Linked DNA regions of Homo sapiens: region 1 is linked to region 2. Evidence: chromatin loops called from intact Hi-C (ENCODE). Cell type or tissue: HepG2. All regions are shown on one strand. Links, peaks and the distances in the headings refer to the core of each region. The heading gives the core; the rest is flanking DNA. Region 1 holds the start of LOC124901383 (a long non-coding RNA gene). Region 2 overlaps HS3ST5 (heparan sulfate-glucosamine 3-sulfotransferase 5).

Evidence for each region. Hi-C counts contacts between places; a loop is a spot of excess contacts. Peaks named below come from ENCODE experiments on the same cell type or tissue, not always from the same donor. Only the 100,000 strongest peaks of a DNase experiment are listed, where the experiment ranks them.
Region 1: a loop joins it to region 2, with 2.8 times the contacts of the local background. A loop is called at or near these places in 2 of 110 quality-filtered maps.

The regions. Positions count from the first base shown.
Region 1 is chr6:114,137,555-114,153,895 of GRCh38, forward strand. The region is part of intron 3 of HS3ST5 (heparan sulfate-glucosamine 3-sulfotransferase 5); the gene reads right to left. The region is part of intron 6 of HDAC2-AS2 (HDAC2 and HS3ST5 antisense RNA 2); the gene reads left to right. LOC124901383 (a long non-coding RNA gene) reads left to right here and starts at 5,394. Exons shown (of 2, transcript XR_007059718.1): 1 at 5,394-5,467; 2 at 6,065-6,466. In HepG2, for the core only: no CTCF peak of the experiment used is centred there; a DNase peak (open chromatin) is centred at 7,647; H3K4me3 peaks cover 568 bases.
Region 2 is chr6:114,264,228-114,280,568 of GRCh38, forward strand. The region is part of intron 1 of HS3ST5 (heparan sulfate-glucosamine 3-sulfotransferase 5); the gene reads right to left. The region is part of intron 9 of HDAC2-AS2 (HDAC2 and HS3ST5 antisense RNA 2); the gene reads left to right. Among named protein-coding and RNA genes, the nearest start is that of HS3ST5, 71 kb to the right of the region's middle. In HepG2, for the core only: no CTCF peak of the experiment used is centred there; a DNase peak (open chromatin) is centred at 8,574.

The DNA of each region.
Region 1 (16,341 bases), core at 3,066-11,065, 130 kb before region 2:
ATAAGAGGACCTTTTTCAGGTGTCCATTCAAAAGTTGTCAAGTTGTGTCTCTCCTGAAGTCTCAGTGGACTCTTGAGGAAAGGAAATGCGATTTCTTATGTGGATAGGTCCCACTGTGCCAAGTGCTAACAAGGCAGGGATTCATGGCAAGTCACTGCTCCTCCACTGAGCTCCCCTTCTTTGCCTGCCTTTCCTATCCATTCATTTATTCCTACTTCATCTCTTCCACTCTTCCCATTTCCTGCTTCTGATGTCTCCTCTGGCATCCAACGCTGTGCCTTGTTGGTGGCACTGATGACTAATTGGTGGCACTGATTGTTAGGTCTTTGAAATTAAAGGAGTTTTCAGACTTCTTCAATATCCCCAAATAGATCCACTTATAAGTATAATAAAAAGAGCTACCACTTATTAAATCCCTGTTATGAGCTAGGTACTCTAAATACTTAATCCTAATCTTAAAAATAGCACTAGCATTTTATAGATTAAAAAAAAAAGGAGGCTCTGAGAGTTGGGTACCTTGTCTGAAGTCACATTGGTCAGATGGAGAAGTAGTAGTAATTAAATTAGCACCCATTTCTGATTCCTTAGTCCATTATATGTCCAAATTTACATTCATTCATTGAACAAGTACTTATTGAACATCTATATGCCATGATAGTTCTAGGTGCTGGGAAAAGGACAGTCACTGATCTCATAAAGTGATGGATATTGCCTTCATCTGTTGACTTGAAAAAATCATTATCTTCACAAAACGGCTTTTGGATTAATTTTGTTCTCTAAAAAAGATGTCTACTATGGTACTAGCATAATTAAAAGCAAAATATATTTGGGTTAGTAAGATTTTTCCTGTTATTACTGTTAGAGCAGTTGCTACTTAAATGATGGAATGGTGGAAATGTGGGCAAAAGGTCTTGATGTCTGAAGAGGCCACATAAAAACAGAACCCAGCGTTAGGAGAAGCTGAGTTGGAATGAGCAGGTAACCATGCAGGAATATCTTATATATACACTTTAGTTTCCTTCCTAGCATCTCTCGGAATGGCTGAAAATATGACACTTGACAGTCCTTTGTACCGGACCCATCTACGTGGCTCCCCTGGTAAAAAATCCTGAGTTGTAATTTATGGCAAACATTTCTTCAAGCTCCTGCTCTTGGAATGGAATACATGAATGTGAATTCCACCAAAGATAGTAATGGTGAGTTGTCTTAGTCCCTGCAAGCTGCTATAACAAAATAATGTGGACTGGGTAGCTTATAAACAACAGAAATGTATTTCTTAGTTTTGGAGGCTTGGTAGATTCAGTGTCTGGTGAGCGCTTGCTTCCTAGTTCACAGAAGGCATCTTCTTGCTTCATCCTCACTTGGAAGGGGCAAGGGAGCTCTCCCAGATCTCTTTTTGTAAAGCTACAGATCCCATTCATTAGGGCTTCAGAATGCCCCACCCCCTAATGTCCTCACCTTGGAGTTAGGATTTCAACATAAAAATGCTGAAGGGACAAAAATATTCAATCTATAGCAGGAGTGCACTTTGCCAACAGCAGCACCATTCAGTCCCACAGGAATATCTTTGCCCTGTTGCCTTGATCTTCTCCCCACTCTCCTTTCAGATGTGCTTATATTGTTCTCACTGCAGTGACTGAAGGAGTGTTTGGTTTCCAGCTAACCCTGATCTTTGGTGTTGAACAGTCAGGCCATCTGGGATGATTAACATCATAGCCTAATGGTGGCCACTCTTGGGCTACTGTGGTTGAAGAGATTGAAGTAGGTGGGAAGAGCGGTTGGAAAAGTCTGAAGAACTCAGAATTTTACACTCTCGCAAATGACATTAGGGACAAAAGTTCAAAAAAAAAAAAGATGAGGGAGGAGGCAGAGTGTGCGTTTGTTGATCACTTCATCCGGGTAATTCAGCATGAGTAGACCCATTTATCTGATTCTACTCTATATGAATAGCGCTGGAAACATAGGTATTCTCAGTAAACAGAAGTTGAACTTAATTGCTAAATTCAGAAGGAAGGAGACAACAAGATTCCTGTCTATCTATTTAAAGATTTATCCCCTATTACTTATTTAATACATGCTAGATTCCCAACTCTGTGCTAGGTTTTGCCTTGTAGAACTTGGACCTGTCATAGAATCTGCATCTAGCTCTCAACTACCATTTATGCATCATCTTCAACTTGTGGAGCAGTATGTGGCATGAACAAGAACATTGTTGGGAGTCAAGAGACCACCTGGGTTCTGGTCATACTGGCAGGAAATGGCAGTTACAAAATTAGAAGCCATATTTGATTTTAAAGTGCAAATATTTCCAAATACCTCATTTATTCACTCATTTAAGATGTTAATGCATCTACTAAATGCTAGATGTCGGGTATCAGACATGTAAACATTTCACCTTTCTGGCCCTTAGTCTTTGTTCTTTTCAATGAGGGAAATAGCTATTCCCTAGACTTTCCTGAGTGATGGATACAAACCACTGGCTACACTAGAGATGACTATCAGTAATGCACAGACATGGCATTAAATAACACTGAACTACCTGAGGAAAGAGTGATTTTCTTCTACTTCTTTTTCAATCCTTCTATTTATTCAAGGGGAAAAGTCTCAGTTTGATGCTACAGTATCTTTCACACCTCTTAAATAATGTCTAATCTATACTGGCTATCAATTTCAAAGAGTTTGGCAATATTAGACTAGAATTTCATAATGTTATTTTTGTACATTTTTATGGTTATCTTTAATTTATGAAAAGTGATACTGGCTTGCCATTTATAATAGTGATATAAATTTTTTTTAACATAAATGCATTTAAAAAGTGTTAAAAAGTTTATTTAAACGGTGTATTAAATAATTGTAAAAGTGGTTGGTAGATCTGGCCAAAATCACGAAGATGTTGTGTGACTGGCTGAAATTTGAGATGCATTACATGTTTGAGATGAATCAGAAGTTCTCTAAGGTCCACCCCTTCCTTGCTTGTTATAGTGTTCTAAGATCATTTGTATAATAAATAAAGGCTTAGAAAGCACTGGACCTTGCTGACTCTTTTCTACCCTCACCTTGGCTGTGAATCCAACACAGGGCATTAGTGTCATGTTCAGATCTGCTCCAACGGTACACAGAAGAGCACGCTGGGCAGAGGAGCACGAGGAATGCAGAGAGGGCTGCTCTGAGATTGAGCCACAAGGGAGAAACGTGACTGTTCTGTCAAAAATGGCTAGTTTGTTATTTTTCAAGTTGGAAGCAGTACAGGGCAGAGGCAAAGGCAAGATCTTGGAGCCTGGCAGTTCTTTGCATTTACTAGTTATGTAATTTTTTTTTAGCAAGTTATTTTATTTCTTTCTGCTTCAGTTTCCTCATCTGTAAATTGAAGAAATATACCCACAAGGTTGTTATAAGGATTAAATAAGATAGAGTGAGAAACAATGCCTGTAACAAATCAAGTACTCAATAAGTAGTAACTATTATTTTTATTCAGAGGGAAATAAAATGGCATTTTCCAAATGAGTGCATTATACATACTTTAAATATCAAGAGGACACCTCTGGCTACAGTGCCTCATTAAAATATACTTAACTTTACCACTGGAGACCTGTGTCTCTTCCTGCCCCTACAAATTCAGCAAATCTCCACTTACCCAGAAACCTGGGTTCATTCTAAATTGGATCCTTTTCTCTCCTTCACTCAACGATTGAAATGTAATCACAGCATTGCCATGGATGGCTAAAAACAGTCCAGTGTATTAACTGAAAACTTTTATCATGTAAATATGGATACTAAATTTGTTCTTCAGCATATCAGTATATCAGCAATGAAGAAGTCATTTTTCAGATCTCAAAATTCCATGTAATATTTATAGCTTCTGAATATATTTAAAGCTAAGCATACGAGGGGTAAGAAAAAGTTCCATAAGGGGAGAAAGAAATATGCTAAATGTGTGCAGTATATCTGTCTTATGAGGCTCAAGCATGCTTTATGTAGTGCTGAGAGTTTGTGAGTGAGAGCTAAGCTGCATTTCCCTGGTTGTTCTTTTTAACTATAAAGAAAGGTGATAAATTATAAATGTGCCTGAGTCACCCAAGTATGACAGTTTTAATTTTCATTTTAACAATATGTACAATACCAAATGCATGAAACTCAGTTGGAATGTGACAAGGCAGTAGGGGCTGTTTGGAAGGCGAGGCTGAGAAGGTGAGCGTGCCCTTCCTGCCCATTGGCTCCTGTCCTACAGACATGGGCTTGGGACTGCCAGTGTTCTCAGCATCTTGCCACTTTGTCAGCTTTCTGCTCTATCTAAGATGATAGTTTGTGTGTGTGTGTGTGTGTGTGTGTGTGTGTGTGTGTGTGTGTGTGTATTTTGCATACAAGCCTGCCATGCGAATGGCTCTCAGATCCTTATCTATTTGAATAAAACAAATGCTTCCCTGCTTCATGTTCCATCTCATTTTTTTTTCCTCATTTCCTACAGCTGGTTGTTTGTAATATTCATGATATTTCTTGGTTTCCAGTTTGTCTCTCTTCTCTCTCTCACAAAATAATGCCCTGCCTTTAAATTTTTCCATTTGTGTACTGTCTCCTTTATCATCCCTATTTCTTAAGCTTTCCTGCTTGGAGCATCACTGTCTGATTATTTCAAGGATAACAACTTCCCATCTCTGTATAGAATTCTTTAGACAGGGATATGAGGAGCATGCATTTATAGGAGCTGTGCAATTGTAATGAACGTTTAAAACATGGAAAAAGTCCTGGGTCAAATAAGGTTTACAGTTTGGGATTGGTAAACCAATGAAAGGAACGAGTAAAATAAAGTAACATCAGAAAGTGATGTCAACAATCTTCCTTTTCATTTTAACCTGTTCCATGTGGAAGCTCTGAATACGGTCACGTGGCAGGCTCACGAGTGAGTCATGGGAGGTAAGCGTGGCTGGGAGAAAGGAGGGAGCAGTTACTGCGAGGGTGGGTGAGGATAACACAAGCCTTGTGAGCCAGACAGAATTTAAATGTGATAATCTTTGCAAAATGTTTGTAAAGATGAATAATTATATAATCAATAGATATAATCATCTTTTTCCTCTTACAGGTAAATGCCATTTACAGAAAGCATTCTGCATAATAAAACGATTTCAAAGTCTCATAAGAGAAGCTAACATAACTTCCCTTAATCAATCTAGTCTTCATGAGCTCTACACAAATAGTCCCATACCAAGGTTTTCCTGTATGTCTATCCATTTATAGGGGATAGGGAAGCTTAAGGGAGGAGTGCTGTGAAGAATGTTGTCATTTCTTCTGGACTGCTACTAAGTAAAAGTTATCTTCTCACCTCACTCACCAATTCCTGCCTTAGTACCACAGCAATTATCTTTGCCTAAACACATTAACGGGGAAAAATGTTCAGGCTTTTGGAGAAGAGCTACAAGTGGTGGACGGTGGCCACAGTGAAGAGTGGGGTAACTTAGACTAAACACTATAGGTAAGTTTATCACGCTCTCTCTTTTCCCTTTACTGACTCCAAAGTACTTGTCACTCATTAAATCTGCCTTATCGTCAGTTCTTTCAAACAGGAAGCATAATTTCAGTGGTTGCTTTTCACTGGACATGTGGCCTTGGGCAAATTACTTAACTGTTCTATGCCTTGGTTTTCTCATCTTGGAAGATGTAATATTGGAAGAATAATAATATCTACTTCATGAGACTGTTGTAAAGGTTAAATGAGTTAATATCCATAAAGTATGAGAATAATGCCTGGCACATAATAAGTACTGCAAAATGTCTAGCATAATAATGATTATCATTGTTAATAACACATATGTCGTGTTCAGTGGGAGATCACTATATATAACCATTGTCTAATTCCTCTTCTGGATTTGTGTTCTTTTTAGGAAGTTGTGCATGTCCATTGCAGAATAGGAGGTGATTAGATATGTAGTATCATTACTATTCCAATACTAGCATTTGGGGTGTGAAAGTTGTAAGATTCAAAATAGAGTCACTTGTGTCAAACCCGGGCAAATGGCGCCAAGGAGGATCATGAACGGAGGGATCTCACACATGATTTTCTTGATAACAGGAGCCATCAGAAGAAATTTTTCCAAACTGCAGCTTATTACATGGGTCACACAAGGACAGTTTGCAGCATAAGGACAGCTAGCTGCTTATACAAGAACATGTGCCTGACACAGTCTCACAAGCCCAGTCCAAAACTACAAGGGCCTAACTGTAACTCCAGGATTACAAGTCCTACCTAATAACTATTGACACTCGCCAGTCAGAACTCACCAGCTCTTTTGTTGCTGCCAGCACCAATAAGCTTTCTTCCAAAACCAACGCATAGCCTCCGCCTTTCCCAATAAACTCTAACCTTTTCCTTTATTCTGTGGACACTCCAGAGGCCAATCTGGTCTGTATATATGTCCCAGATTGCAGTCCTACTTCTTGTATATTATTCTCAAATAAAACAATTTTTACTTAAGAGACTCATCTCTATTTTTTATGTTGAGGTTTTAAGTGAGTGGGAAACCAGCAGGCAGTGTAAATGCAGTCCCAGAGTTCCCAGTGGCAACTGTGTTCACCACTCTACTCTGTAGCCTGAGCAGACTGTCACAGAACTGCCCCTGACCAGATTGATGAATATAGGAGAGCTGCTTTCCTGTGTTTTTAGGCTGAAAAACTTCACTCTGTTTTGGACTGTACAGAGACAAGCATGCAGCATTCCCAAACATTGGCAGACTTCTCATCACCTTTGGATGACCTATGACCGATACATTTAGCGAAGAGTTCACATTATTAACTGGATTTCCCACCAGTCATTGTTCAAAGATTGAAATTTCACAAATAAAATCAGAGCCCGATAAAGACATTTTTAGTTACATCACAAAGAAAGAAAACTCTTTCAGCTTTGGGACGGTCTTTGATAAGTTGCATAATGGTCCCACACAGCCTAAAATTAAACTCTCCAAAAGTTCCTACCATATGACCAAACATGAGCATTTAATCTTGAAACTTCTATCCAGAAGTTAGTTCTCAAATAAATGCATCTACAGGACATAAGCAGAAACATGGAAACTGGAGGTAGCAGGTCCCAAAAATCCATAGATTGTTTTAAACATATTTTAACCCCTGCTGGACAGGAAAGGCAAAGCCATTGGCATTAGGTAGAACTGGGCACTAATCTTAGCTCTGACACTTACTAGCTAGGTCATCTGAACCATGTTACAGTTTCCTCATCTGTAAAAGGCTGAGTTGATACCTACTTCAAAGTACAGTTGTTAGAATTAAATGAGTAACGTTTGTATAGCTCCTGTGGCAGTGCCTGATATATAACAGCTATTCAGTAAACGTTTATGTCTGCCTAACTTGTTGCTCTGCTGTTAGTTGGGACCTGAACAGTGGGAGCCTTGGCCGGGTAGTGACATACCTGTGTCTGCAGAGCCTGGGCCATTCAAACATCTCAGCTGATGCTCACGGAAATTACTCTCACTTGTGCTCCAACTTCACTCCAGTTCCTCCACTCTCTGTTGATTTTTGCTGCTGACCTGACCCTTACTTCTTGGCATTTGAACCTGACTTCATACCCTGTATACCAACTAGGTTCTGGTATTCTGTCCACATTCCTACAAGCCCCGGAGGCAGGGCTTAGCTTTGTACTTCTAGGTTGGTCCTGATAGCACATTCCAGTCCTATCTCACACAGCTCAAAGACTGCCTTGCTAAAACAAAACAAAAAACAAAACACCTCACACTGAAATTTCATCATCTCTCCAGGAATAGAGTTTCTTTATTGTGAAAGATTCTTTCTCAAAATGGTTTAGTGTGCTTCGAGTTTCATCTCAGGTATTATTTGCAGTGGTCCCAGCAGTAAGCCTGGCTTATCTGAGCCCTGGTTTATGGCAAGCCTGAAATGAAATGAGAATGTCGGGTTTGGGAGAGACAGGTCCCCAAACCAGAGGAATGACAGGAATGTTCACATGGGGACACAAAGCCTGCCTGATTAGAAGGAGGGAGTCTGGAGAGAGTGGCCAGGGTAGTTTACATGGGCAGAAAATGACAGATGTCAAAACCATAAAGGTTCAATGAGAGTGGCCAGGTACGTGGAGCAGGCAGGGTCAAGGACACCAAAGCAAACAAAGACAGCAGATGCAGAAGTGAGAGTTGAGTCTTGAGCTGCTGCGAACTGCAGTGGGAGGCAGGGCTCGTGTGGGGGTGCTGTGGGAAGCAGGGGCCTTCCTCACTCATCAGGAACACAGCTGTCTGCCCCTAAGCCACAGCCCTCAGCTTTGGGAGGATAATTTCTCACAGCAGTGCTGTATCTATCATAGCTGAATTTAAAGAATTTGTGGTAAGTGATCTTAATTGAACTGATACCCTTGAGATGTCGCATCACCTTTAAACCAATGGACATCTGAAAGGAAAGTACATTTTCCTAATGTTGTGATGGAATGGATTGCTACTGGAGACTGGCTAACTAAATGGGTCCAAACTCTCATAATTTTCAATAGAAAAAAATAGTCTGATTTAGAAATAAAATCACCTTTAGCATTTCTACTAAAATTAAAAAAAATTACAGAGTCCAGTTGCTTCTAGATATGTCTCTTCTCTGTAAACCACAGTTCTACAAGAAGCAATCTTTGAGAGTAGAGAGCTTTATCCTAACGGCCAACCATAAAGACAGCTAAATAGAATATTTGAAATAGAAATCTGCGAGCACTGTGAAAGAGTACTTTTTGTTTTTTAAAGGTAGTCAACTTTGTTCCTCCCTTACAGAAGATACAGTTGGCTGACCTAAATTGACTAAGTTCTGAGAGAATCATATCGTTAAAGAAAGTAGAAGTCTGGCCCATAAAGTCCTGTGATTGTTCAATCCCTAAACGAGGTCCCCAAAGGAGTGTTTCTCTCTGTCTCACCTCACATGTGGCTAAGGAGAATATGGGCAAGGAAGAACCTCCAGAGAGGAAAGTTAGAAGCCATGGAGGCCAATGGCCAAGAATGTCCACCAGGGTCTAAGCAGAGGGCATCAACCCCTAGAAGGGCAGGGAGGCTGTTCCTAAGTGATACGGTTTGTATATTCACTCCTGCCCAAATCTCATGTTGAACTGAAATTCCCAACAGTGGAAGTGGGGACTGGTGGGATATGTTTGCATCATGGGGGTGGATCCCTCATGGCTTGGTGCGTCTTTGCAATATTTGATGAGGTCTCATGTGATTTGGTCATTTAAAAGTGTATGGCACCTTCCCCCATTCCCTCACTCCTGCTTCTGCCATGTGATATTCCTGCTCCCGCTTTACCCTCTGCCATGAGTAACAGCTCCGAGGCCTCCTGGGAAGCTGCCATGCTTGTGCCTGCAGAACTATGAGCCATTAAACCTCTTTTCTTTATAAATTACCCAGTTGCAGGTATTTCTTTATGGCATGCAAGAACAGCTGAATACACTGAGCAGCAGGCTTTCATCACTGGTATGGATCAGGGACTACTATGTGTTTCCCTTTCTTTCTTTTCTGAATGGGAGATTATACTGCATTATCCTATTACTACACTAACACTATATAGGGGGACTCTGTGGGCAAAGTCAAGAATCTTAACTGTTTACACATTACCAGCACAAAAGAGCTATCTCAGCTCTTGTTGGAAAAGCCAGCACATGACTTTGTGCTGGATGCAAAGACTGAGTGGGATTTTGAAAACACATAGTTATTTGGCTATTTGGGGTACGAACTCAGATGAGGATGCCACAGACTATTTTCCAGCCTCCCTTGCAGCTAAATGTGGCCATGTGACTGAATTCTCACTGATAGAACGTGAGCTGAAGTGATGTGTGCAACTTCCACATCACTTAAGAGGGTTGTTTGCCCTTCATTTCTGCTCCTCCATGCATAGGGACACTGGCATGGCAGTGACCTCACTTCAACCATGAAGATGAAGTTGATTGAAACACAGAAGAATAGGGTCTTGGAATAACCTAGTGCAGCAGAACCAACCTACCAATCTGGACTACTCATTCTGAATTGTTAGGTCATGAGAAATAAACTTCCTTTTTTGAGGGGTGGCGGAGATGTTTTGGAGTCTCGCTCTGTCACCCAGGCTGGAGTACAGTGGCACAATCTCAGCTCACTGCAACCTCTGCCTCCTAGGCTCAAGTGATCCTCCTGCCTCAGCCTCCCGAGTAGCTGGGACTACAAGCAGGCACCACCACACTTCGCTAATTTTTGTATTTTTAGTAGAGACAGGGTTTTACCATGTTGGCCAGGCTGGTCTTGAACTCCTGACCTCAAGTGATTCTCCCACCTTGGCCTCCCAAAGTGCTGGGATTACAGCCATGAGCCACCGCACCTGGCAGAGAAATAAACTTCTCTTAGAGGTAAGCTTCTGTCACTTTTGATCTCTGTTGCAGCATATATATCCTCCTTCATCCGAATGCATAAAATTATAATTTCAGAATGATTTGATATAAGAAAATCATTACTTCTAGAATAATTTGAATTGGAAATTTCATTTCTAGGTACCATAAGATCATTTTTCTAGACATTATAAATTCTTAGGTCTGCAGCCAATGGAACAGAACAGAGACCTCAGAAATAACACCACACATCTACAACCATCTGATCTTTGACAAACCTGACAAAAACAAGCAATGGGAAAAGAATTCCCTATTTAATAAATGGTACTGGGAAAACTGGCTAGCCATATGCAGAAAAGTGAAACTGGACCCCTTCCTTACACCTTATACAAAAATTAACTCAACATGGATTAAAGACTTAATGTAAAACCCCAAACCATAAAAACCCTAGAAGAGGCCAGGCACAGTGGCTTATGCCTGTAATCCCAGCACTTTGGGAAGCCAAGGCGGGTGGATCACCTGAGGTCAGGAGTTCGAGACCAGCCTGGCCAACATGGTGAAACCCTGTCTCTATTAAAAATACAAAAAAATTAACTGGGTGTGGTGGCGGACACCTGTAATCCCAGCTACTCAGGAGGCTGGGGCAGGAGAATCGCTTGAACCCAGGAGGTGGAGGTTGCAGAGAGCCAAGATCGCGCCACTGTACTCCATCCTGGGCAATGAGAGTGAAACTCTGTCTCAAAAAATAAATAATAAAACCCTAGAAGAAAACGTAGGCAATACCATTCAGGACATAGGGATGCCGACTTCATGACTAAAACACCAAAAGCAATTGAAACAAAAGCCATAATTGACAAATAAGATCTAATTAAACTAAAGAGCTTCTGCATGGCAAAAGAAACTAGCATTAGAGTGAAAAGGCAACCTATAGAATGGGAGAAAATTTTTGCAATCTACCCATCTGACAGTCGTAATATCCAGAATCTACAAGGAACTTAAAAAATTTACAAGAAAAACAACCCCATCAAAAAGTGGGCAAAGGATATGAACAGACATTTCTCAAAAGAAGACATTTATGTGGCAAACAAACATGAAAGAAAGCTCATCATCACTGATCATTAGAGAAATGCAAATCAAAACCACAGTGAGATACCATCTCACACCAGTTAAAATGGTGATTATTAAAAAGTCAGGAAACAACAGATGCTGGTGAGGCTGTGGAGAAATAGAAACATTTTTACACTGTTGGTGGGAGTGTAAATTAGTTCAACCATTGTGGAAGACAGTGTGGCGATTCCTCAAGGATCTAGAACCAGAAATACCATTTGACTCAGCAATCCCATTACTGGGTATATACCCAAAGGGTTACAAATCATTCTACTATAAAGACACATGCACACACATGTTTATTGAAGCACTATTTACAATAGCAAAGACTTGAAACCAACCCAAATGCCCATCAATGATAGACTGGATAAAGAAAATGTGGCAAATGTACACCATGGAATACTATGCAGCCATAAAAAAGGATGAGTTCATGTCCTTTGCAGGGACATGGATGAAGCTGGAAGCCATCATTTTCAGCAAACTAACACAGGAACAGAAAACCAAACACCACATGTTCTCACTCATAAGTGGGAGTTGAACAATGAGAACACATAGACACAGGGAGGGGAACATCACACACTGGGGCCTGTTGGCAGGTGGGGGGCAGGGGAGGGAGAGCATTAGGACAAATACCTAATGCATGTGGGGCTTAAAACTTAGATGGTGGGTTGATAGGTGCAGCAAACCACCATGGCACATGTAACAAGCCTGCACATTCTGCACATGTGTCCTGGAACTTCAAGTAAAATTTTAAAAATTAAAAAAAAATTTCTTAGGTCAGCACAAATTTTAAATCTGAGGTATATCACCACTTTGATATTACATGGAAAAAAGTGTAATACACATATACAAAAGTTTAGTTTTTATCAACTATTCAAAAGTAGTCCTGAATGATTTAAAATACTGTCCAAAATTGTGGTAATTCTGCATCCTGTCATATCAAGAAGAGACAGGCTTAAAAGAGTTTCCCTTTGTTGGTTAGATTAACATTTAGCCAAAAGATAAGTGAGGCTATTCATGTTAGGAGGATGCTCTGGTACTTTTGGCTAGTGTTAATTTTAAATACAAGAATTTGTATTCTATAGGGAGTAGGAAATGACTATGTTTTTCTTGATGACCATTAAATATTCTTACTGAAAACTAGTCTTCTGCTCAATATTGTCACATAAATGGTTTTAATTTAAGAATACTTTCAATACAATTAATGGCTTTGGATGTCCTGTTAAGTTTGTTTTTAATCTGTACTGTTATTTGTGCACACTGTGGTATTCACACAGATCTAGATGTCACATAGCCTACGTTCACACAACCGCTAATATAAAAAACACCATTGAGCTCTATTAAGTTCCAGTGGCACACAGTGCCAAAGGATTGTTGTTCAATGTTTGACTTATTAAAGTTTCCTAAGACAGGCAATCTCATAAGCAAACGTATAGAGGCCCAGCTGCCCTTTTGACTAAATACATCAAAATAAGTATTTACTTCATATATGAGAAATAGTACAAGTGCCCTTTACAGAGAAGAGAATCTGGGGAAAGCTGCTTCAATTAGACCTTTATATGAAGGACTGGAGGTGAAAGCCCTATGTCATTTTCATTCAAGAGAGGTTTTATGAAGAATATGGGGTTTCACAAGCTGTCTGGGTGTGATGGGAGAAGGAAAGGAGGATTTGCATTCTATAGCATACATGCAATATTTTTTAAAAAAGATTCAGAGAAGGAGTTAATGCCTGAGTGTAGGAGATGTATTCAGCAATTATAATAAAATCCTGAAAGAAAGCCTTATCATTTGTACTCATATTTATTTATTCACTGCAAGCATGAAAAGAAACCCCAGAAGGAATCGTCAAATTGTCTTATGTGAATTACATTGGAAAACGTGTGTTTTGGACATTTTCAAAGCTCAAACTATTTTGCTTGTTCTTGAAAGTGGGAATTCTAGTGCAACTAGAAAGATAAACATCCTTAATATCCTTTCACCTTGCATTTTTACTGCTTTTTTTAAAGCATGAATAAAAAACCAGAAAGCACATATTCGCTTGCCCCTGTACATTTTAAATGACTGTTTTACAAGTCATTCAAAAGATGGCTGACTCTGATAGAATGAAGCACTCAAAAATGTTGATGCTGAGGCAAAGGAATGACCCATGCCTTACAAATTAATCATGTTGAGTTAGGATTTTTTGGTATTGTTTATTTGTCCCAGCATTATCTGACCCACAAAATAGCTATCCGACACCACGTAATAAAAATCCTTTTTTATAATGGGGTTCTACTTAGAGATCAAATGTCAGTGTTCTTTGATCTTTGTTGCTAAGATGTTCTCATTATATGGAACAGAATTCAGCAGGTGTTTGATTATTTATCCAGCAAAGGGGAAGGTGAGCTGGGATTAAATTGTTATGGCATAGCTTTGTTTTAGGCCCGCTGACTCTTGCTGAATTTGGAATAATTGTGTTGCTGCATAGCAATCTTGCTAAGTACAATAGGACACTGAAAAGCTTGGCTCAGAAACTAATGGTCTGCAGCTACCATCTGTGGGATTGAAACTAAATGCCTCTAAAAGAAATACTCATAAATGTAACTAGCCATCTTGTTGATTAGCTTTCTGGTAAATGGGATTCCAGTTGCCTAAATGAACCAGTGCAACCTCTCTCTGGAAGCCAATAGATGGACAACCACTTGCTTCTGAGTTAGCAGTTGCCCAATAAATTCCAATATATTTAAAGCTCCTTTGAAAGAAGACACTCCCAAATTATGTAAAATGTAGAAAATTATATCAACACTTCACAAGCTATAAATTAAAATAGAAAAATATAAATTCCTGTGCCAGTGTTTTCAAGGTCATTATTTTTCAATTCAATACATTCAGCTATGCTCTTATTGCCTATTCTTTGTGGCTAGGTTAATTATATGGTGACAATTTCAAAATTATGTTTATTTTATTTTATTTTTTTTAATTTTTGAGACGGAGGGTCTGTCGCCTAGGCTGGAGTACGGTGGCGTGATCTCGGTTCACTGCAAACTCTGCCTCCCGGCTTCAAGCGATTCTTTTGCCTCAGCCTCCTGGGTAGCTGGGACTACAGGCGCGTGCCACCATGCCCGGCGAATTTTTTAGTAGAGACGGGGTTTCATCTTGTTAGCCAGGATGGTCTCGAACTCCTGACCTCGTGATCGACGCACTTCGGCCTCCCAAAGTGCTGGGATTAAAGCCATGAGCCACCGTGCCAGGCCATAAATTTATGTTTCTTATGCAAAATAAATTTCAGTTTCTATTCTCAATATTAGCATGCATTTTCTATTTTTAAAGAAAAAGAATTATTCCTTGCAAATTCACACTTCTTTGTTTCAGTGTACACATCTATGCTGCACATACCACTCTGATAATCCATTAACTGTTAACACTCCTACCTTCTTAACTTTTTACATTTTTCACTCCAGAAATTTAAGCTTTTGAGGATATCATTTCCTGCTGAAATCCAGTTAGAGGAGAAATTTTAGGTAATTAGAAATAATTCTGTTACTACCTGAGCTAAGCAGAAACTGGTTTTTATAAAGAAGGAGGAGTGTGAAAGCTCCCGGCAACTCTACAGATTTGCTTTTCTCATCTTTCTTCTCAGAATTTCATCTTACAGCTCAGGAAAGTCGAGGCTAAAGTGGATTTTGCTGAGAGTTTGTCAAGTTAGAGGGGCCAGCGCTGGCTCAGTTCTCCGCCTGGACACATTTTCTCTTCCTGTGGTCCAACCTCCCAGTGTAAGTGCGATCCCAAGTGGCCTGCCCCTTGAGCAGTCAGGCCCTGTCTCTACTGCGAGGGATGTAAAAGTTCAGCACCCATGAAGCCTTTGCTGCTAGAGGCTTTGGCCTGTGCTTTGAGCTGTGATTCCAAATCTTCCTTATCTTGAATGATTGGCTCCCAGTTTTGTTAACTGAATCTGCCTGGGGATCTGCCTAATAATTTTCATGCTCTTTATTTTGCTTTGGGCTAGTCCTAGTCTTTCTCTCAGCCCTCACACCCCTCTTGACTCTACAAGGAGTTGAAGTCTTGCCACTGATCCCCACCCAATGGTTGAGACTTTACCTATCAGCTTGAATATTCCCAGTTGCAGTATTTAACTTGTTCACTGAAACACCCTTTTACTGCCTGATGCCCACGGTACTGTTAATGGGGGCAGAGCTGCCGTTTGGATCCTGGGCTCTGTCTCCTGGTTTAGACTTCCTCACAGTACCAACAGCTGGGATATCTCCTTTTGTATGTTCCATGCTGGTGCGGGAGTGCCAGGTCCTAAACCCAGGTCAGCCCTGCTCCAGGATAGCTAATTGAATAATGTCCAGTAATCCCCATTAAATAACAATAGGTATAGGTGGAAATATTTACATGTTCTATTGGGATTTCGTTATATTTCCTAATTTTATAAGTGGCCTGTTTCTATATTTGCACTGATCCACTCCTTTTTCCCACCTACCTGCTGAAAAATCATATCCTCTCTCCATGGCAATATTTGCTTCATGCTCATCTTCGTATTCATTTTCTCAATGGGGCAGACTCCCGTTGCACCATATTGGTGGAGAGATGAAATTTCTGTCCTGGATTATCATATTCTGTCTTATCTCATTCATTTGCTCTTCTGTGCTCAGTGAGGTATGATAGAAGTGGCAGTGTGGTGAAACTAGGAGGCCAGTAAAAAACGTAAGTAATTTTCACCTTGGTTTTTTCTGTTTCAAGTTCCTGGGGCCCTCTTTTCTCCTCTCTTTTCCTCTGATGAGATCAAGGACTCAGTGGTGTCAGCTATAGTCACCTTATTAATAACTACTATCTTAGTACTCACAACAATCCTGCAGGCTGGGCATGGTGAGGCCCATTTTGCAGATGAGGAAACTAAGATGCAGAAAGGTCAAGATTATTTTGCT
Region 2 (16,341 bases), core at 4,904-12,903:
CATTTAGATTGCCTCTAGACCTTTGTTCTTATAAGCTCAATGATGAAAAACATGTCTGCATAGCATGCATTTATGAAATTATTTCAGGATGCATTTCTGAAAGTCGTAACATTGTGGAAAAGGACACGTATAATCTACGTTTTGATACATATTTACAAACTGTACTTCTAAATGCAGAGTTATTGCCCCCAATATTGCATAGAAGAGCAAATTTCTTCAACATTCCTCATTATAATATGTATTATATTTCATCTTCATCTTGCCCAGTGAAATTTAGTTTTGATTTTTGATTATGAGTGAGGTTGAATAGATGTTCATGTGCTTATTGGACATTTTCACCTTTTCCTGCTCTCTCAGTTTCCTAATGTGGTGTCTCTTTTTCTTTTTTCTTCTTATACTTATTTGTAAGAGTTTTTCATGTTCATTCCATTAAGTAGGGATGTGCCTATCAGATGTTCAGTGAAAAGCTTGGACTAGTGTTGTAAACCTAAGAGTCTATGGGATGCCTTGAAAGTCCAGTATCATATGTGATCACCTATGAGGAAAGTTTACAAAGTAAGGAGAAGAGTTTCCAGGGAAAAATCCAGGAAAACTGATATTTGAAAGTTGAAGAAAGGATAAGAAGTCAGCAAAGAATACAGAGCAAGAGTTGGGGTTTGTTTTGTTTTTTGAGACAGGGTCTCACCCTGTCACCCAGGCTGGAATGCGGTGACACGATCATAGCTCACTGCAGCTTTGAACTCCTGGGCTCAAGTGATCCTGTTGCCTCAGCCTCCTGAGTAGCTGGGACTACAGGTGCATGCCACCACACCCAACTAATTTTTATTTTTATTTTTTGGTAGAGATGGGGTCTTGCTGTGTTGTCCAGGTTGTTCTCAAACTCCTGGCCTCAAGAGATCTTCTGGCCTCAGCCTCCCAAAGTGCTGGAATTACAGGTTTAAGCCACCTCCCGGCCAGGAAGAATTGTTAGTAAGGCAGAAAGGGTGCCAAAAGATTATGGTGTCACAAGAGAAGAGAATGTATCAAAATGGAGAAAGTGGTTGATGATGTGTAACTCTGCTGAGAGGTCTAAAACACGTGTGTGGGGTTTGGCTGCTTGAAGGCTACTGGCAGAAAGCTGGGGGAGGTAATGGTGCAGATCTTAACCTTCAGTGGGTTAATGAGTGAATTGGATCCTAGATGGCAGGGAGAGCATACACAAACACTTCTTTCAAGTAGCTTCACTGTGAAAGCAGAGATAGAACGTAGTGGCTGGAGGGAGAGCCTGGGTCAAGTTTGAAGATAGAAGCTCACTATGATGGCAATAATCCAGTCAAAGAAAGGCTGTGTTGCAGGAGAATGATGGGAAAACCGAAGGAGGCAAGTTTTTAAGCAAGCAAGAGGACACGGGTTCTAGCAAAAGGATGGACTCCTGTGAAAATCCCTGGCCAAGATTACCAATGACCTTCATACCAAATCTAATGAAGATTTGTTAATTTTCATCTTACTAATATACCTAACACATTTGGCTACTTATTCCCTCTACTCCTTGACTTCCATGACATCTCTCTTTCCTGGTTCTTTTCTGTCCTTTCTGAATGCATTTTCTAAACTTCTTTTGGGGCATCTCTTCCCTGCCAATCCATTCTTGGTGTGTTTCAGCACCCTATCTCTGGTTCATTTTTCTTCTCTTGCTGCATGCTGTCCCTGGGTGATCTCTTTTGGACTTATGAATAAACTCTCATTTATATGTCCATGACTCCCACATTGAAACCTAATTCCAACCTCAGAAATTGATCTTATAGCCAATGGCTTGATAGACAGTTTCACCCAAATATCCCACAGGAACCTAAAACTCAAGGATCCCAAACTGAATTCATCACACACTCTGCTTTAAGATTTGCTTCCTATATTCTGTTCTCTCAGTTAATGATACTGTCAACTACCGATGCCATATCCAAAAATTTATTTAACTCATTCTTTATTGATGACATTTAGATTGCCTGTAGACCTTTGCTATCATAAACTCAATGATGAAAAACTTGTCTATATATCACGTATTTGTATCTCTTCTCTTAGGCTTGTTGATGCCCTGAATTTGACTAAGAGAAAAATGCTTGAATTCAGAGATAAGGTTAACAAATTAGGAAACATTTGGCAAAAAATTTAAGATAAAATTATATAAAGTTAGTTTTGAGAAGTAAATGGAGTCAAAACTTCTCTCTTTTCACTTCAAACTTGCTAAGTTAAATAGTGAGGCATTAGCTAACTCTCTGTATCAGTTGTCTGTTCATGAGAGAAGCAAGAAAAAACAATTGCTGATTGTCACTTTTTATTTTAAAATGCAATGTGTGGGTTTATTTTTCAAAAATTATCAGAAGTACATCAAATTACGAAGAACAGAAAACAACATTAATACTTATGCAGGTTCAAGAACAATAATTTGCCACTATTTTTCTTCATCATAGACATATATATCACCAAGAACTTGTGGTAAGTGACAAGTACCAGCTTTTTGCAAATAATATGTTTGCTCTAACTTTTATTGATCAAGAGGCACTAAAAAGTTTACAGAACACCTATTTCTGATATTATTAAAGTGGTTGGCCAAGCTAAGCTTCTGGTTCATACTCAGTACTCAAATATTAGTTCAAAGTTCAAATATATTTGGGGGAAAATTCAGTTTCGATTGCAAAAAATATGTTTGGTTGCCCTCAAGATACACTTTTTGGTACCTGTTGTTTTCATGTCTGCAGAGAACACTTGGCTCTCACATTTTATTGCATCTTATTATTGTCTTGCCTCTGCACACACATACAAAAATGCCAGCCTTTGCCCAAAACATAGTCACTTCTGACTTGACAGGGAATCTCAGAAATGGCAATCGTGACACAAAACACATTGGACTATCAGGAGGTATGGGAAAAAAATCAAATAACTAAAGATTTATTAAAGGCTAATTTAATAATGATAAGAATGGAAGTGATAAAAATGAGTCTATGTGATAAAATTATTTTTGCATTAATAATCTAGCTACTTGCTTCAATAAGAAAAGGTACCCATTTTAAAGGGGATCAATTTCCACTGAAGCCGGAATCTGTTAGATGAAAATCTTCAGGTGGGGTTGTTTGTAACTTGCCATGACAAGAAGCACCAATAAAAGGGCTAATGTACAGCTAAAAATAAGAGGTGCTTAGCACCTACCACTTCCCACCATTATGCAGGATGTTAAGAATAGGGTGTCCCAAGTGCTCTGGGCCTGGAGGTGAGGAAGGGTGAAGCAGATGACAGATCCCAGAGAACTGAGCAGAGAATCAGATATGGAGAACACAAGGCACAAGCACCCTTCCTAGAATCGGGGTAGCATAAATCTAGCGTCTAGAGTTGGAGTACTTACTTCTTTATTTATAAGGTAGGGATTTTGAACAGAGGAACAATTTGCTGAATCCAGGGAACAAGTAGAACCAACCAAACAGCCAATTTGGCCAAGTTGCAGTTGGTCTTTAGAATTCCAGAGGGCCTGAGAGAGTGGGCCATGGCATCCAGAAGCCAGGTAGAACAAGCAATCTGGTTTTTGTACAGTATCTACATCAGTATACTCTTTCTCGAATTCCGGGTCACTAGTTTCAGAAAATATAGACTTCTTTCTTGGATATCTTTCCTAGAAAAACTTTTATTATTAACCTCCCCTGTTCTAGTTCTCATGATCCAAGTATCTATGGACACACTTAATGATTACAAAAAAAATCTATTTACAAAATTTATCATCTTTCCCTGTGTACAGATATGCATTCGCAACATTAAGTTTGTGCACCACATATACATCGTGAGCTTTCTGCCAAACAACCATGAATGCCCACTTCCTCAACCTATGATTGGGCAGGGGACTTCCCTCCTCTGGTTCACTGGCCTTGTGGCTTTGTCTGTCTGTGGCTCAGGCACTCATACTACACCCCAAGTTCTTGGATGGCTTTCATTGCCACCATTTGTGCAGTTTCCACTCCTCCACAATGCAGTGTAGATGTATCAGGTATACGGGTTTACTCAGTTCTCTTAGAGATTTGGTATAGAAGGTATTCTTATTCTTGGAATAAGAAGCACTAAAGCTAAAAGGGTAGCCAGCTCAGATCTGCCCAGTTTAACTCTGCCATTGTTGCTCTTCCTCCTGACTTTGAGGAATAGAAAATAACTACAAAGGATGGAAACAGTATATATTTCCTAAGAGGGCCCTTACCTAGTATTTCTTATAATCAATACTTTAAACCTGTTTCCTTTTTAATTTTCATCCTAACACAGCAACAAGAAGAGACATGTGTAATACAGTATGAGCGCTGACCAATTATCATTCTTCTTTTCCCAAAATATGAAAGAAGGAATACTCATAGCTAGCTGATAGATTAGCAACAATTCAGAAATGAACAGTTAGGCCATTTCTTGCAGCTCGTCATTTCTTTGTATAACAAGAACTGAAGGCAGCAGTTAAAAGGGAGATGCAGTAAGGAGTGTTTTATTATTCATTGTTAGCACTTTAACTCAAAGTAGGTGAGAGAGTGAGGCATAGAGGGATGGAAACACAGGATAGATGGGCTTTGACAAGTGCAAGAGAGGAGGCTGGTGCTTGAGGTCATTCCTGGTCTGGATGGAGCCCTGCATTGGAGGCAGAGCTGACCACAGAAGGTCACTGAATGCCAGAGAGGAGGTGGTGGGACTCTGAAGATGCTGCCCATTCCTCATGCTAGCTCTCCAATATCTCAAGTTGCGAAAGTTATGATAAGGGTTAAGGATGTTATGGGCTATTAGACTGCTACCTTCCAACACTTAACATTTTATGATTCTAAAACAGTTCATTAGTTGCTTTCTAAAACCTCACCTAAAGTATAAGCTAGTCACATTTTTGAAAAGAAGTAAGAAACAAACTTGTTGAATGCCTATGTGTCAAGCACGGTATTAGGCAATGTACACATATTATCTCATATAACCCCACAATCCTGTGATGAAGGAGTTATCTTTCCATTTTGTGGGTAAGAAAACAGACTCACAGTGATTAACCATCTTACCTAATATCACACAGCTTTATGTAACAGAGAGTGGAGATCTGATTCAGTGCTCATCCTGTTTCTATCATATTATGGTACCTCTATGAAAACCCCACCATATGTAAGACCATGCATGAAACCAGGGATATTTAAAGGGAGACAGATTCAGGTAGCTCTAGAAGCTAAAGCAAAATTTGAATAGTTGTGTAATTTTCTGGGAAGGGACAATTTATAGTTCTCATCATATTCTCAAAGGGTTAACCATAAAATTTGAAGAACCACTGCACTCAGTGTATTTAGAAAACAACAGCCATTTCCCCCTTCAGTTCCACCATATGGCATCATAAGCTCATTCCCAACATACTCAATTTTCTCTGGTGATTGAAGCAAGGGTAGAAACCTTAGAAAGGAGATTAAATAATAATGAAATATACAAGAGTCCATTTGGCTATGTGTGCTGTTTGGCGGCTGCCCATACAATTTCTGGTTATCAGCACACCCCAGGGGCTATTGTAGGTTCATTAATATAATTTTAGACTAGAAGATCCTTGGAGATCATATAGTCCAATCCCCTCAGTTTATAGATGACAAAACCAAGACCCTCAGGGCTAGAGTGACTCACATTTTCACACAGCCTTTCACTGGCTTGATAATGGATTTAATATTTATCCAGTAATCAGTCACTTTTGGCCATCATCTATGCCTCCATGATCAGTCAATGGGAGGAGAAAACATTGGGCTTATGCTCAAATTGACCCTTCCAGTGCTAGTATTGATCTAGCATTACCAGATACTATTTAGCTTTTGAGCTTTAATCAGATTAGCTGCGGTGGCACCACGTCGTCTGGCACCAGAGTGGTCTGTGGACGATGTCAGGAAAAGTTGATATGATGCTGAGAATTCTTGTATTCTGAATTAGTAAATGAGAAAAAAGAAGATGCCCTTCTCAAATGCAGCTTAATGAGGCAGACTGCCAATTTTGCTAATATAAAGGCAAGTTATAATGACAAAATAAGTAATTTAATTAGTCTATTGCAAATGAAAACATTCCATCCACACCATTATTTCAAAGTATTATGATTTCATTGATTTCCATTTCAGTGAAAATATAAGAAGGAACTTTTAAAAAAAATCCATTAAAAAATCTTTAAACCGGGTATAAGAGGAAACTGCTAAAATAAATTGCATTTTTAGACTGCATTATAAAATTTCATTTTGGTACAAATTGATGCATGCTCCTAGTCATCTGACATGATCCTAAAGTACTGAAATAAATTACATATTTTAAATAAAAACACTGCAGAAAGCTTCATTTAAATTGACTTAAATGGGCAGGAGGCAGCATATGCTGTAGAGACAGCTCTGGAATGGGATGCAGGGAGGTTCTATGCAGCGTGAACTTGGGTAGCACACTTAGCCTCTCTAGGACTTACTTTTTCATCCTGAAAAATGTGGAGGTCTGCCTGTGTGAGTTTTAAGGCTTTGTCCAGCTCTAAGTTGATAAGCCTATGATTCTGTCATAACATTTTTATCACTGAATATGAATTCAGAAAGCTTGTTCTCATTACAAAAAATAAAAAGGGTTGGGATTAGCCATATAAAAAGCAATATTACCAAAAATGGGTGGTGCAGATTAACAATTATCACAGAAAAGTGGAGAAAAAAGAAATTAAATCAATATAATTTTGTTTAGGTTCCATGTTTTTTTTTTAAAAATGCCCCAAGTAGACTTATTATAATAGGTTATCATAGAATCGTAGAATCAGAGGGGATCTTAGAGGCTGTCTATTAAATACCATTCACAATATAAATTTCCTCTAAAGTAACACAGAGACATGATGTCTATCTGTTGCTTGAGTATTTCCATTAACTAATAATAGGAGAAAGTCCACTTGGACAGGTCTAATTGTTACAAAGTTCTTTGTAGTAGTTAAAACCTGGCTTCCAGTTGCCTTTGCTGATTTCTGCTGCTCAGTTCTGGTGTATGTTGTTTCTCAATTGATCATGGAGACCAAATTTTGCCATCTCATCAGGCCCACTCCCTGGTTTCTTTTCTTTCTTCTTACTAATCTCTACCAATTCCTGTTTCTCTTTTATAATTTTTGGAGATTCTTAAACACAGTAAGTGAGATTATGTATATATGAAATAAATGAATTGACAAATTCATTTAGAGTAGAAATCAAACAGCTCTTAAGAAATATAATCTAGCCCTGGATGAACAGAAATTATATTTCTAATAAATTAGAAATATAATTAATCCAGGCTCTGGGGAGGCTTATGTTTCAGAAATATATATTCTATACCTAAGAAGAAAGTTACAACTTCAAATTAAAGCAAAAATCTAGTTTATTTATTGCTGACTCAGTATCTCTTCCCTTACAATTGTATCCTATTTTTTAAAAATTTTCCTCAATTTTATCCCCTCATTGCCTCCCACATGATTGAATTCATTCAATATGACATCCCAATTAGTATTCTTTCTGCCTTAAGCTATATATTTAAGATAAGCCTTTGTATTAAGATAAATATTTTCATTTTCTCCTTCTCTTTCACTTCAGAGGAAGAATTCTCTCCTCTCCTTTCCAAAACAAATTCTACATTTTCCACTCTATGATTGCCACCTGTCTGCAGGAGGACCGTGGCCCACTAAGTCCTCCTTCTTTTTCTCAAATCTTCCATCTTTCCTGGCATGCTATAAATATGTTCTCAATATATTAGCAAAGCAGAAAAATGACAGTGTTGGATGGATAGTGGATGACACTGGTGAGCCACTGTATCAACCATATCCTAATGCTACACTTCTTTGAACATATATTTATTTAATTTTTTGAACATATTTATCATAGGCTCTTTAAAGTCTGTCTGCTAAATCCTACTTCTGGGTCACCTAAGAGTCACCTTCTATTAACTCTTTTCCATTATTGTTAGCCACATTTTCCTATGTCTTTACATGTACAGAATTTTGGATTGAATCCTAGATTTGGTAGACGATATGTTGTAAAGGTTCTGGAGTCTGTGTTCTCCCTTTGAGGAGTGTTCATTTTATTCTAGTAGGCAGTTAATTACTGGATGATCACCTTGACATTGTCTAGGACAGATGTGTAAAAAGGTCAAGGTGTCTCTCAATCCCCTCTAACAGGGCAAGACTTAACTTTGAAAGATTATCTCCCCTTCTAAGGAATCTTGACACACATGTTTTTAAGCTTTGCAGAGAAGGGTATGGTACTAAACCTAAGGCATAGCCTTTCTAATGTTGCATTAGATGTTGGAGGTGATTACAAGGTGCGAAGATGTTAACCTGCCTAAGATGGAACACCAAAGTCTTCCAGTGCTGCTGTTCCATTTTCAACTCCATAGTACATAGTCACTTACTGCTAAGCCACAGGAGAGTTCTCCCTGAGCCCAGCCTTCAGCCCAGGATCCACGTGGGACCTCCACAAAGACCCCTGGGATTCCTCTACAAATTCCTTTCTCTCTACCAACACATGCAGGGCAGGGCAATTACTGAGATGACATTTGATCAATGAGGTGAAGGAACAAGGCATGCAGATAACAGAGGGAAGAAAATGCCAGGCATCAGCCGGTGCAAAGGCCTTAAAGTGTAAATATTTGAGGACACAAAGTGGACAGTGTCTGACTAGAGTGGAGTGAAGTAAGAGTAGCAGAAGATACATTCAGAGACATACGAGAGAGGGGGAAGGAATGACAGCAGCCTTGCAAGTCACAGCCAGGATTCTACTTTTACTCTGAGTAAAATGGCCAGCCATTGGAGGATTTTAAGGAGTGACACGATTAAATTTAATTTTAAAAGGATCATGCTGGCTGTGTTGAAAATTAACTTTAGGGAACAAGGGCAGAGGAAAGGACAAAGAAAGATATGAAATAATGCCATTGAGAGATTATTGTGGCAAAAGAAAGAGTGATAATGGTGGAGAAGGGGGTAAGTGGTCAAATTTGAATATGGAGCCAACAAGGTAATCCTGATGAATTAGATGTAAAGTATGAGAGAAAAACCCTTTTGTCCTAAGCAATTGTAAGGACACTATTACCATCTACTGAGATGGGAAAAGGTGCTGGAAGAGAATTAACTGAAAAATTGGGATTTGTTTTGGATCTTTAAATTTGAGATGCTTATTAGAATCTAAGTGATATAATCTGTTGCATCTGAGCCTGGAGCGCTAGGGTGAGGTCCAGGTGAAAATTATCAGCCTATTGATGGTATTTAAGGCCATAAGACTGATTAAATCATTAAAGGAGTGAGAAGAGGAAAGAAAAGACATCCAGCGTCTGAGCCTTATGACACTCTAAGAGGTTAGGGACATGAGGAGAAATAAACAAGATGCAGAGAAAGAGCAGCCCGTTAGGAAAGTGAAAACCTAGAGGGGTATGGCCTCCTGAAAGTCAAGTGCAAACAAAAAGTGTTTCAAGAAAAATGGAGTAACTGATTGTGTCAAATGCCAATAGGTCAAATTGGATGAGGAATGAGAACTGACCTCTGTATGTGCAAGATGTAGTTATGGGTGATGCTGAAAGAGCAGTTTCAGGGGAGTTGTGGGGTGAAAGCCTGACTGGGGAGGGTGGTCCAAGAGAGGGGAGAAGAGGCACTGGAGATAGAGTCCTCACAGCTGTTTAGAAAAGTTCTACTCTAAAAGGCAAAAGAAAAATTGGGGTGTAGCTGAAGGGAGAAGTAGGGCAAAGAAGAAAGAAATTATAGATGGAAGAAATAACCATGTTTACATATGTGGGAAAGATCTAGTAGAGAGGGACATTTTGATGGTGTAACATGAAGAGGGGAGAACTGGTGGAGTAGTTCTCATGGGTAAGTACAAGGGAATGGGATCTAGTGACAACATGGTGGCCTCAGGTAGAAGCATGGGTGGTTCACCCAGAGTAATGAGGAGAAGACAGAGAATGCAGGCACAAAGGCTTGGGGCCAAATGGTTCTGCTGGTGAAATCTTTGGAAGTTCTCTTCTGATGCTTCTATTTTTAATGAAATAAGAGGAAAGGAGATCAGCGGAGAGAGACAATAGAGAAGATATGTGGAGTTTTGAGAAGAGAGGCTGATGACGGACTCAGGAAATATACCATGGCTTCTGGGCAGCACTAAGGATCCCTTGAAGTTAGTGATCACCAATGTAAAGTGATAATAGTCAGCACGGTTGTGTGTTTTTCTCTAGAAAGGTTGGTCTGCAAGGGAGCAGGCCTCACATAAACTAGGAGTTGTGTTTAGTTATGGATGGAACTGAGGTTATAAGGAAGAAACTAATTTGAATGACACTCTTAAGCTGGTAGGAGTAAAGTAAAGATAAAAGAGTAAGTGACAGTGAAAAGATAAAGAATCAATGGATCACAGGCCTCTAGAAATTTCTGAAATTGGAATAATAAAGGGAGCCATATGGAAAGACAAGTGGCAGTTAAGGATGCAGTACTTGAAATTGAGATTATAAAGGATATTCAGGTATTGGACATGAGAAAGCTTGAAGACTTTATGGCTTTAAGAGTGGTTGCAGCAAGGTGAAGGACAAGATCAGCTCAAATATTTATCTGGGTATGTTCTAGAGTTTAAGTACCTTGGAGTCTGAGAATGTGTCGGAGTCTGAGAATGTGTCAGAGTCATCTTTGTGCTCGTTAGCACCTACTAGTTCCCTGACTATACAACTATGTATACAACTATACACCTGACTATACAAGGTGACAGAGCTGGGATTAGAGGCCTTCCCTGATTTCCCTTCTACTAGTTCCCTGACTATACAACTATGTATACAACTACACAACTATACACCTGACTATACACGGTGACAGAGCTGGGATTAGAGGCCTTCCCTGACTTCCCTTCTCCCCCTCTCTTGCTTTCTAAGTTTCATAATACTTTATCTACAATTCTTTATGACTCAATATTCTACTTTGCATTTGTTGTTATCTAGGTATGTTCCAGAGTTTAAGTACCTTGGAGTCTGAGAATGTGTCAGAGTCATCTTCATGCTCCTTAGCACCTACTAGTTCCCTGACTATAAACTATAAATAAAAAGAACATAATATATGTTTATTAAGTCAATAAACATATAACTAATTATACAACTAAATACCAGTAGTAGCTAACATTGTCCCTTTGTGCCAAGCATTCTCTTTAGTGCTTCACACAGTGTTACTAAACTTTACATTAACACCTTCTTGTATATATTTTATGCTTACAATACATACAGAAACTGTGAAAAAGGGAATGATTTAAGTGACTCACATGGAGGATTTTGTCAGCACATGTGCATCAGGGAGTACATGATGACCAGGTGGCTCCCAACTAAAACAAGGTTAGGGTTTTTATAGCATAGGGTAGGGATCAGGAAACTTTCTGTAAAAGGCCAGATAGCAAATGTTTTAGGTTATTTGACCATTTGGACTCTGCAGCAACTCTTCAACTCTGCCATTATAGCATGAAAGCAGCCATCCACAGCACATGAATAGGTATGGCTGTGTTCTGACAAAACGTTATTTACAGGTACTGAAATTTAAATGTTATATAATATTCACACATCACAATATATTATTCTTTTTAATTTTTTCCCCATCCATTTAAAAGTATAAAAACCATTCTCAATTCTGAGATGTACAAAACCTGGTGCAGGTCTTTGGCCCACAGGCTATATAGTTTGCTGACTTCTGTGATAGGAAAAAGTCCTCGTAGTTTGGGCTTAGGCATCAGTTTTCAACTTTAATGGAAATTTAGGTTGGGCCCCTTTCCCATTTCCATGCCCCTTGCCTGAGGTTATTAGCACAATCTCAAACACCACCCGAAAATTATTTTCTGACAGCTGTTTATAGGCTGGTCAAAATTTATGGGGCTGGAGAGGTGGCTAGCTGCCCTCCCACCCCACCCCAAATAAAAGGCACATAGAAGGCAAGGGGGGAAATTGGAAACCCTTTACTATGCTTATGTTAGTTCTTTAATAACACCAAAGTTTAAATAAATTAAGTGACTCTCAAGGTGAGAGAGCTGGGATTAGAATCATTGACCTATGGGGTTCTCAGTTCATTGGACATCCTAGAGTACTACGCTGTAAAAGACATGCTAATAATTAATACCTTGCTCTGAATGTGCTTATAATACTTCATATGCCATGCACATAAAATGTTATTTATATATTTATTGGTTAAATGAATTAACATTTAAATATTGGCATCGTAAGTGAATAAGTATTCAGTATCTTTGTAATCAATGGGTAACTCATGCTTTTACACATAATAAGAGTAATCTTCTGATCAGCTATTAAAAAGCAAAAAGCATTTTTTTGTATGAGTACAAATTCCATTTACATAAATTAGCCCATGACCTGCTACAGCTAAATCTCCAAAAGCTATGAGAGTGTGGGAAAAAAAAAAACAAAAAAACAAAAAAACTCTCAAATTTTGGTGAAAGTTTCCAGATGAAATATATTAAATGACTCAGCACTCCATTTTCAATTTTCTACTCTTTAACTCATATTTTATAAAATATAGGACAGTTTCTACAGCAACAATTGGGGTCTAATTGGCACAAAAGGCCTATTTTTCAAGCATATGCATTTGTTCCTTTTTTCCTACTTGATCCACATAACCTACCTTGCATAAAATATTTGCTCTTTCCTATATCCTTGTATTTATGTAAGGAAATAATGGAACGATGGTCAGCATGGGATTAGTTTAGATCTTGTTGGAAGATATTATGATCATCTGGCTGCATTAGGAAGCTACAACAGGAAGGGAGTGGTGCATTTGGCAAAGAATGAACATCAATATGACTTTTCAGCTTTACCCTTTCCCCAGTCTGACTTTCTCTCACCTCAATGGAAATTCTATAGTCAGAGTATTTTGGGGTTTTTGTTTGTTTTGTTTATAAGACCACATACCACAAGATTCATGGTTTTTCAGGTTAACGTTTCAAATATTTGCAGAATCACTTCCTCCTCTATAAGGATGATACATTATTAAAGCTGTTTTTTTTTTTAATTCTTGATTTAATTCTTGTTTAAATTCTGTAACCCAAGAGTGGCTCTTCTGAGTTAGAGTATCAATATGGTATTGTCTGCCCATGGTGGATAAGTAATAAGCAGAACTAGGAAAAGGAAAAAATAAATTATATTTCTTTTGCTTCTTTACAAGAGGAAATATTAGGTTGGTGCAAAAGTAATTGCGGTTTTTGACATTACTTTTAATGGCAAAAACCGCAATTACTTTTGCACCAACCTAATACACTGCTGCTTACAACAGAAGTTATACAGACAGTAACAGTAATTATAACAGTCATAAATTTTTTTGTATAAATGCAAATATTAACTTTTTCCCCATTCCTTTTTCCCATTCCATTTGTATCTCTGGAGTTAATGGATACATTCATGGGTTATAATGCTTCTTGCACAAAACATTTATTTCATAGGCAAAGGGAAGGGGAAATAGTTCCCGATAAGGGAATGTATTCTAAACTGCTCCGTACTTGAGTACACATGTGGAAATTTCACTAACTTCGGGAAAAGCCATATGCAGATATTATTCAAGGTCGTTTTAAAAGAGTTAGCTCCAGAGAGTTATTCTTATATCCCTTCTTGAGCAAGAATGCTCTCATTGCAGGTTGCCTTGTCGAGGTTATAGTTGTAATTACAAAGGAACAAAAAGATGACTATTTTTTTTACTCTGTCATTTTAAAATGTATGTTAAAATTTTCCAAACATGAAATGGTCACCCTAATTATCACTGATGACAAAGCTCTGTGGTTCTCATTACTTACCTTTGATGAAGGCCACCTGCGATGGGCTTTGAGGGGGCAGGTTAGTGGGAGAAACAATAGGTGATTAAACACTGCCACTCATGACTGACAGCTGCTTCCTGACATTCGGGTTAAGTCATGAGGGAGGAAACCCAAAAGGGGCAAAGGAGCAGGTTTACATGTGCTCTTCAATTATTCTTATGCGATTTATATAGCTCCATAAATGAACACCATGCTGTAATAAAAAATAAATGTCAAAATCAATAGAAATCCTTGCTGTTCAATTCTTCTACTTCTTGAATTTGAATGTAGGCAATTTAAAGCATTATTCTTTTTCTTGTCATTATTATTAATTTTTCTGCCTTAAGGTTACATTTTCTGCATAATTTTGCTTGCAAATTTAACAATTCTTAGAAGGTTAGAGTCAAAAAGAACAGAAAAATTTCTCCCAAATAAATAGTGAAGTCCAACAAAATAAAATGAAAGTGGAGGAGAATTTAGAAATTAAGAGAAATGTGAGGTCTTTTCATATTTATTTCTAAAATACTGATACTTCAGTATTCTTTAAAAGTCCAGTAAAGTGAGGGACCATGAACTCATAATAAATCTCCAGGGTTTTAATTTTTGGTCAGCTGCATTCTGATTACTGCATACTAATTTCCAGAAAGCCAAAGGCTGAGGGCAGGTTGGGTGAGAGGAAGCACACTGCTGAAGTAGAAATTAAACAGACAGGGAGTGATAAGAACCTCTGAGTGAATTTATATTAAAAAAGACGAAGGCTAGGGGAACATACCTTTTTCTCTGCATATAATTTCATGCACACATGTAGATCTCAAAGGATTCCTTTCGAAAACCAGATGGAAATGTGTTCTCCACAGCAAACGACAGAATGCAGCTAACAATCAGTTTATCAGTAAGTCACCACTCAGGAAAAGCTCCCAAGCTTGGTAAAGAATCAAGCACTTCAAGAAGAAAACTCCTTTTATTCACTCTTTTTCTACTTTACTGCATCAATTCCACTTAGATAAATAGGCAGTAAACTATAGGATTGCTAATCAACCTTTAATGGCAACAAGTAGTCAATTTCTTTAGTTGGCAATTAGACAAAGAAATCTGGAGCTACTTAAGTATGTTAAAACTTCAGGAATATTCCAAGTTCGTATTTTTTAAAAAAAATCAGCATCTATGCCAATATTTAGATGTGTGTGCTTGTGTGTTTATCAGCATTGAATTGAAAGCAGGAATGTATTTCTGTCTGTACAAGCAAAAGCAAGTATATGCAATGTTACTAAAATGTAAAAGTGCTGCTTCAGGAAATGCCCTATAAATCGTGTTTGTTCTTAATATAGTACAAGAGAAATAAGGAGCAGTAAATTGCACCATGGGGTTCTGCCACAGAAGCAAAATTTCAACTTTATAACCTGTTCTTTCTATTTAGAGAAAAATAGGTGGAATCTGTGCTTTATGTGTTATACACAGTTCTAAATCTAGACCATGCGGTGATGGCATCTAACAAAGCTGTCCCAGATTTTTGTTGCAATTGCAGTGAGATCTAAATGATAAAAATGCCAAATGGGGGTGTTCTCTATTCTGGACAGTCCCCACATTTCTATTAGCTCCTGAAGGCTGTCCCCATTTTATTGCTTCCTGAAAACCTCCTCATTATGGTCAGGACATGGCCCCGGTATGGCTGGATTTACCTTGAAAGGAAGGAGCAGAAGTAGGAGTACCAGATATAGGACATGTCTCTTGCAGCAGGGCAGTGGTCTGGTGGGAGAGGAAGGGCTACCTTCCAGAAGTTGGGAGATTTTGGACAAGCTGGCTCCAAACAGTGTGCTCATTCATTCAACAAATATTTACTGAGATATTACTATGTAGAAGCACTAAGACAAGTGGTAGAAACATCATGGTGAATCCTGCTCCCTGACCTCCAATATTATGGAGTAGCTAGGAAGGTTCCCATACAGATCAGAAATGGGCAGGTAATTCTAATTCAGAATGATAAATGGGACCAAAGCTAAATTACATGGTACTGGAACTAGGAAAGGATACAGGAAGGGAGGCCAAGCCAGCCTGGGAGGGCTTCCCAAAGAAGTGATATCTAAGTGATACCTGAAAAAAGTGAGAGTTTTCCAGGATAAAGATGTGTGAGAGAGTGGGGGATGAGGTGTGGGGGAAGATGTTGGAAAAAAGGTATTCCAGGCAGAGGGAAAGAAAACACAAAGAATGTGGAAAAGGTAAAATTGTTCAGGGTGATTTCACTTGCTCCTGAGCACAATGGGATACTCTACCCCAGGATACAGGGGGTGATACAGGGCAGGAGATGGCAGCCATGAAAGTTAAGAAAGATTTAACAGGGGCCTAGTGAGCTGAGCCTGAAAGGAGACTGTGGGTCAGCATCACATAGCCTTTCAACAGGTAAGATGAGGGCTCTGGCCCCAGGCTAAGATTCAGGAGGTACGCCCTCTTCCAACAGGCAGAGGGACACATTGCTGGGAAAGAGAATCTGGGCCAGCAGGAGTTATTCCAAATCCAGTTCGTCAAAGACTCATTCCAGTGGCATAACGATGGTTACTGAATGTTAAAC